3 separate regions of the Mus musculus genome follow, and regions 2 and 3 are each linked to region 1. A link is a loop called in an ENCODE intact Hi-C map of the cell type or tissue named here. Cell type or tissue: left cerebral cortex. All regions are shown on one strand.

The links. Hi-C counts contacts between places; a loop is a spot of excess contacts. Peaks named below come from ENCODE experiments on the same cell type or tissue, not always from the same donor. Only the 100,000 strongest peaks of a DNase experiment are listed, where the experiment ranks them.
Region 2: a loop joins it to region 1, with 2.3 times the contacts of the local background. A loop is called at or near these places in 11 of 42 quality-filtered maps.
Region 3: a loop joins it to region 1, with 3 times the contacts of the local background. A loop is called at or near these places in 23 of 42 quality-filtered maps.

Annotation. Positions count from the first base shown.
Region 1 is chr16:29,455,315-29,457,814 of GRCm38, forward strand. Atp13a4 (ATPase type 13A4) reads right to left here. Exons shown (of 30, transcript NM_001164612.1): 10 at 1,234-1,404; 11 at 53-210. Among named protein-coding and RNA genes, the nearest start is that of Atp13a5, 78 kb to the left of the region's middle. In left cerebral cortex, no CTCF peak of the experiment used is centred here; DNase peaks (open chromatin) are centred at 1,512 and 1,717; H3K27ac peaks cover 210 bases.
Region 2 is chr16:29,538,565-29,541,064 of GRCm38, forward strand. All of the region lies in intron 1 of Atp13a4 (ATPase type 13A4), which reads right to left. Among named protein-coding and RNA genes, the nearest start is that of Atp13a4, 1.7 kb to the right of the region's middle. In left cerebral cortex, no CTCF peak of the experiment used is centred here; a DNase peak (open chromatin) is centred at 1,147; H3K4me3 peaks cover 795 bases; H3K27ac peaks cover 643 bases.
Region 3 is chr16:29,559,501-29,562,000 of GRCm38, forward strand. No RefSeq gene overlaps it. Among named protein-coding and RNA genes, the nearest start is that of Opa1, 19 kb to the right of the region's middle. In left cerebral cortex, a CTCF peak has its summit at 1,557 (motif pointing left); DNase peaks (open chromatin) are centred at 1,099 and 1,526; H3K4me3 peaks cover 434 bases.

The sequences.
Region 1 (2,500 bases):
TGTGTGTCTGTCTGTCTGTATGTGTGTGTGTAAGAATACAAAGGCAGCTTACCCCACTGAGCACATAGACACACAGAGTATAGACCATGCCAATGGTGGCTGTCCCTACAAGGCAAAGGAGAAACCTGATGGCATCCCTGTAGAGCTTGAAGTTCATGGGCTTCGGGTACAGGATGGATCTCACGAGGTCCCCCTTTGCAGTGTTGAATCCTGAAATAACAAACAGATGTCCCACACTTTCAGGATAACAAACCTTACTGCTGGTAAGCTAAACATCTACATTGCCTTGGTTTTTGCTAGAGCAGTGTTTCTCAACCTGTGGGTCACAATCTCTTTTGGCAAACCTCTGTCTCCAGAAGTCTTGACATTACAATTCTTAACAGTAGCAAAATTACAGTTATAAATTAGCAGTGAAATAACTTTATGGTTGGGAGGTCACCACAACGTGAGGAACTGTATTAAGTGGCCGTAGCATTAGAAAGGTTGAGAACCACCACTCTCAAGAGTCTAAACCTGAATCTTAAACCTAAACACAATGTTAGATAACTAGAACAGTGCATCAGGGTAGACAGGAATAGCATCACCTTCCTCAGAGCCTAGTACTCTCCCTGGCTTTCTTCCCCCTCTACTTCCAGGTTCAGTGCATACCAGAGATGGGAGCCATACTCCGGGCAGAGCACAAGTTACTTTTAAAGACGTGGCTGGTGAATGTGCTCTCACACACATATAGGATCCTTTGCTGGAGTAAAATGAAGAGGCCCGGTAAAAACTGATGCACTCATTTTTCTAATAGCTTTTACTACTACGTTTTTAGTTTCATCCTTCCTACATGGAATGAACTTGGGATTCTGCTCAGAAATGCTGAGTTTCTGGCCCAGCTTTCTCAGGTATTAGCTTATCATTCTGCAACTGTCCACTTGGCTTATGTAGTTTCAGACTCTTTGTGTACACAATGGGGGTGGGGGAGGCAATAAGCATCTTTACTGCTGGCTCAGTCTCCAGAAAGAGTTTATAAACTGCAAAGCACATAAACAGTGGTTATTGCAATATGTGCCGCTATATTTACTGAGATGCACAGGCCACCGTCAATCAGCAAGTCAACATTTAAAATACACAGACTTACATGTATTTGTGGTGCTATCCAATGGTTGATCCTGGCCCAATACATTTAAGGTAATGGGCACACTAAGTGGGCAGGCATCATTACAAACGACCTACCCAGAAGATGCTCACCTGTCTGCAGGACCACGGCTCTTACAGCCCCAGAGCCAGCTGCCTTGGCCTGGATCACCTCCGTACCACAGAAGAGAACATGCCGCCTGGGATCTGCTTCAGACTGCATCTTCCAGGGCACAGAACTAGCTGTCTGGGATAGTGGAGTTTTAGTGACAGGAATGCTTTCTCCTGTAGGAAAAAAAATCAATCTTACTTTGTGGGGTGGAGTGCCTTTCCTGTGCAAATCACTCCTACACTCTCATGTGTCACAGAACATCAGCAGGAACCTACTATGACCGCAAAGCAGCCTAGGCATTGGGAACAAGACAAGCAAAGGTGCTGGTTGTGGAGAGCTCTGTATTTCAGAAGGGGAGAGCAACATGTAACCAAATATGTAAAATGTCATATTATAAATACTATATTATTTTAGGTTAAACATAGACATTCAAGTAGGTTGGAGAAAGACATTTATAAAAGAGCAAGCTGTGTAGTTGTAGAGTGTGGGATGTAGGGAGAGCGAAGCCATAAGGCCTAGGCAGATGCTCCATCATAGAGAACCCAAGTGTGATGCAGCTAAATGTTTAATTTTTTTCTGTAGGCCCTGGTATCAGGTGTCAGGGAGATGGTTAGCTGCTTCAGTTTCTAGAATAATTACAGTTACTTGTAAGACAAAATTCTCTGCCCAGGATACAAGAAATGAGTTAAAGTCTCGTGAAGGTAGTAGGTGGATGGCTAGCTGGGAAGTGACAACAAAAGTCATAGCTGAAGGTGATGAGACTGGAAATAAAGCAGATCAAGTGGCAGTAGAGAGGGTGTTCAAGGAATAGGAAGGTTAAGATGATACAAAAGTCAAGGGAGTTTTGTACCAGCCAATCACAAAGTAGAGGAGAAACCCAAAACAGCTTCCTGGTCCCTGGCTTGGAGCCTGAGCAGAGGGCAGGCCACAGTAATGAAATAAAGTAAGGATTCTAAGAAGATCAGAAGTTGCCTTCGGGTCGCTGTGGACTGGAGCTCACTGTGGAAGAACCACATTGAAAGGCCTGTGCACGGTGGATAACTATTAGGACCTGGTGATTGTATGAGGCCTTCAATTAGGACATTTGGTCAGAGATCACCAGCTTGTATGCGGTAATTAAAGCCAGGGTGGGGGGAGAGAGAGAGAGAGAGAGAGAGAGAGAGAGAGAGAGAGAGAGAGAGAGAGAGAGAGAGAGAGAAGAAGAAGAAGGAGGAGGAGGAGGAGGAGGAGGAGGAGGAGGAGGAGGAGGAGGAGGAGGAGGAGGAGGAG
Region 2 (2,500 bases), 83 kb after region 1:
GTGGTGTAAGGCTCCTACCTTTGTTTAACAGTAACAGCTCATGAGCCCCCAAAATCATTCCTGCTCAAAACATTTCCACATTGATGCTCTCAGTTAGTCCTCCTAGAACCCCGTGAGACAGATAGGCTAGAAAGGACCACTCCTTTTTTATAGATAAGGAAACTGAGGCTTGAACAGACAAGTGGCTAGTCCAAGGCCAGAGCAGGAACTCTAGACCCCGTTGGAGGCCTTTCTAGCAGTGTCTGGTTAAGCTTTCTCTAATGGACACTTTCTTATCCTCTGGCAGGGTTTTCCTTCCTTCGGTGTCTTATTTTTGCTTGATGGCAATATTCAGGTAACCTACAATTGCTCTATAGCTCCTGCTTCTTCAGTTCTAGACTGAAAGATAATTCTAGCCATTCTCAGTTCTTTTATATGAGAGCTAAATCCCAGATTGTTAAGTTTGTATTGAAATTTGAAGCCATTTCTATCATTAGAAGAATTACAGTTGGAAATACCCACATTTGTGGTGTTACAAAGAATCTGCAAACACTTTGGTATGTCACATTTTTAGACAACGTTAGCTTTCTAAAAGGGATTAGCTTACAAGTCAGAGGAGACAAATCTACTAAGCAAATAAATGTAAAATCTATAAAACAGCAAACCTTAGGGGAGCTAAGATCAGACATTCTCCTTAGCCTTACTTTCTTAGGAGAAGAAATATGTTCTATTAAAAATATAGTGTCCCCAGTAAGAAAAAGGCATCAGTGGACAGCTTTCAGACACAGAGACACAGGTCAACCTACTTAGCCTAACATATGCGATGCTCCAGCTCTTAGACTGCGGCAACCTTGGATAAGTGCCTTGGAAATGCCTCTCCTCATCAACCCCACCGGGCTATGGTGGAAACTAAATAACCATGAAAACACATTGTATACCATCACGCAAAACAAAAATAAATGATAGATAGATAGATAGATAGATAGATAGATAGATAGATAGATAGATAGATAGATAGATAGGTAGATAGGTAGATAGGTAGATAGATAGATAAACAGACAGATAGATATGATACACAACTTTTGAAGTTTACCACCACAAGAGAGGACCAGTGTAGCAAGAAACACAGTGCAGTACCAGGCAGGTAGCCAGGATTCAGCAGTCGTCGTAACAGGACAAGGAGCGAATACTAATGCTGCACCTCTGCTGAGCCTACTCAGATTTGGTGAGTCAAATCTGTCCCTTCCCCATCCAAGGCACTCAACTGAGCCTCCAGCTGAATACAAAACCGGGCTGACCCCTGATGTCGTTGGTGGTTCTGTAACAAAGATGAACTAGTATAGTAGCAAGACTGCCTCACCTAGAGCATTCATTAGGCTAGGGAGGAGGGAGCAAGCCTTCAAGAATATAGGAGACTCATAATGGTATTTCAGATAAGATGAAGAGAGAGGGGAAAGTATGTGATTACAAATGAGAAAGGAAGAGAGCATGCAAGAAGTCCCTGCCTTCTGGTAAATGCATTCAACATTAGGACCCAACTTCAGTCTCTCAAGGAAATACTTAGGAAGCATGAGTCAACATGAGGCCAGGAAGTCATTTGTGGTGACATTTGGTTAGAGTCTTGAAAGCAACTGTTATTGATAGTTACATCTGAAAGAAGGAAAGACAAGGTTAAGAAAGCCAGCTGAATTAAGGCACCCATTAGTCCTTTATAATATTTTTTTCCAGAGCTTTGATAGATGGGATCTATTCCAGAATGTCAAAAAGAAAAAAAAAAAGTTGTTGCTATAGAAACAGGTAAGCAGATTAAACTTGAAAGACCAGTTTTAGAACAAAGAATTTAATAGTCAGGACTTGAGCAATTAACCAAGAAAACATTTCAAGTAAATATCTTTCGGGTTTGTTATTTGTATATTAATTCGAGGAAGGTAAAATGCTATTATAGAGAGAGCTTCACACTCTCACATTTTAATTGCATCATTACTGGCATAAGGCTATGCTTACACAATTAGCACAAAGACCTTATTACACAGAACTGCACATCTCTGACTCTCTCTTGATTACATTGTAATTGAGAAATATCACTTTGGATTCACCAAGAACAGACTCATCTTTGGTTTTCTTACAGAGCTCAAGATTCCGGGGAACGTCTCAAATGAAACAGATGATGAAGCTCGCAGTTTTCTGCAACCAGTCCCTACAGCAGTGACTCTTTTGATGAAATGAAATGAGTGGAGGCTGATAATTGTTAATATTTGTGTTATGTGTCTTCCCTTCTGAGCAGTCCCAACAAGATTGTGAGAAGCAAAGACCCAGCATGCAGCTGCCTTGACTTTCGCGTTCAGTTCTTCCACCCAGAGAAAACTCTAGTCTTCTCACAGACCTGTTGAAATGGGAGTTATGGACATAACTTCCCATACAGTCAGAGACTCAAAACTTAATCACCAGACAACTCTGTGTTCCTCTCCCCTTCTGTCTTACTTCCAATGAAAACAATCTTGATGAAAATGAATACAATGTG
Region 3 (2,500 bases), 100 kb after region 1:
ATCAAGATATCAATACAATTTCTATTGATCTTGGAACCGTTTATATCTGACAAACGGAAATAGTAAGTTAATAAGTTGTTAGTGAAGAAAGTGCAAGGAGAAAGGGTTGGGTTCCAGGCCTCAAGCAACCAGTCTTCAGCTATGCAAATCTTACCATCCTCCACCCCAACCCCACTCACACTGGCTGCACGTCCTGGTCTCTAACAAAGACCATGAGATGTGCAGGCTTTGAACTTAAGCTAGATAGTGCTTGTATCCTGGTTAGTTAGCACCAGCATGGCCCAAGGAATCAGCTCACCTCTATCAGCTGCAAGCTTTTTCCTTGGAACTACAGCAGGGGTTCTCAACCTGTGGGTCACGACCCCTCTGGGGATCAAATGACCTTTCTTCAAGGATCGCATAGCGTGTATTCTGCATATCAGATATTTACATTATGCTTCATAACTGTAGCAAAAGCAGTTGTGTAGTAGCAAGGAAAAAAATTGATTTTGAGAGTCACCCCAACATGAGGAACTTTGTTAAAGGGTTTCGGCACTAGGAAGGTTACACAAAAGGATATGTCTCCCCTCGGAATAGTTGATGAATGAAATGAGATGTTATATATGATATACAGACTGCTTAGCACAGTGGCAGCCATGTAGGAACTCTCTGCTGTGGTAGCTCTTAGCACTAAAAATGAACGAAACTTTGCCAGACACAGCTGAAAAAGCAAAGCATAAAATATGCCCATAAGTCCATGCTGATGTCAATAATACTGCACATAAACAGGTGACGAGAGTGGATAAATCCATCCAGAGGAGCTCCAGATAAGCCAGGTGGTGCCCCTTCAAGGACAGCACAACTCTATTTCTTCCTGTGATCTGTACATAGTGACTCTCTCCCAAACAGTATAAAATATAGGTCGGTGGAGAAGCCTGCCAAGAGTTTCTCAGCGAAGCGATCAAGGTTAGAAGTCAAAACTGTTATGTCATGCAGATAAGTCAGAAAGAATAGCCCTTTGTTCTTTGATGATCTGTGCTCCAAATCCCAGAATGCTGTGCAAGTCAGGCAAATGCAAACCGAACGCTAGTGTGTGAAGTATCCAATCGAAGTCACCAAGATCGGCAGGAACACAGAGGAGCTGAGAAAATGTTACAGTTTGCCTGGGGCCAAAGGAAAAGCACAGCAAGGCAGTGTGCTGCGGTCAGCTGGACGGGCATTCGCTTTCAAAGGCCAAACAGATAGAGGCGTTTAGTTAGTATTACCTTATCAGGACTGGCTCGTTACTGGTGCTGACCGTGCTATAAGATAGCAACAGGACAGACTGGGAGTCCACAGGAACACTCTGAACTATCTTTATCACTTCTTTTTAGAAAGACTAAAACTATTCTTATTAATTATTAAACAACAAGTTTAGCTAAATGCCTCATGGATAGGATGCACCGTTACAGTAACTACAGTATAACTCGTTAAAACAACCAGACTGGTGCCAATGTGAGCACATAGGTTTAGATTTGCCTTAAAGACTCGGGTTTTTTAGCCAACGGTTTACTGAGATAACTTCGCCCCCTAGTGGCATAATGCTCCATCTACATTTTGTGACTAAACTTCCCATAGACTTCCTTTAAAAAAAAAATTTTTTTTTTCAATATATACTCGGAACCTGTGGTCTGCTGGGACCACACTGCAGTTTGTTCTATGCAGGAACCTTATTTTCATGAGTGGTTTCTAAAGAAGCCAGACTAGGCACACGTCTATGCACAAAAGGGATTTTGGCAGTGAGGTACCCTGGCTCCACAGAACAATTTGACAATGTCAGCAAACTTGACGTTGATTGTGTATCTGTCTTTTAAAAAAAATTTCTACCTCTTGAAATTTCCATAAAATATGGGAACAGAAAAGGTGTGTCCTATGACATTTGTGTTTTCTTCTCCTTCATGATTTACAGAAAACTTTATTGGTTTCTGTATGCATACCCACATAGATATGACCTTATATATTTAAAGGGTCAATCTTGTGAAAATGGGAGGAGACTACATTTAATGTTTAGACTTATGTAGATGCTACTTTCTGTACAATATTAGCTCAAGACCTGAAACAGGGATACTTTTTTCCAGAGTTGACAGCACAACTACAGTTTCCAAAACTTCAAGTAGTATGCATATGTATACATTTATATAAAAGACCATCCAGGCTGGAGAGATGGCTCAGGGGTTAAGAGCACGGACTGCTCTTCCAGGCATCCTGAGTTCAATTCCCAGCATCCACATGTTGGCTTACAACTGTCTATAACAGAATCTGAGGCCTTCTTCTGCTGTGTCTGAAGACAGAGACAGTGTACTCATGTACATAAAATAAATAAAATCTTTTTTAAAAGACCAGCCATAGCAGCATACTATCCATCAATAGCAGAAACAACCTTCCTAGGTTCTTCAGTAATTTGAACAACATTGAGGACGACACACCAGTAAAAAGTTTAAAAAGAAAAAAGGGACAAACCAACAAAATCCCAGAAAACAGT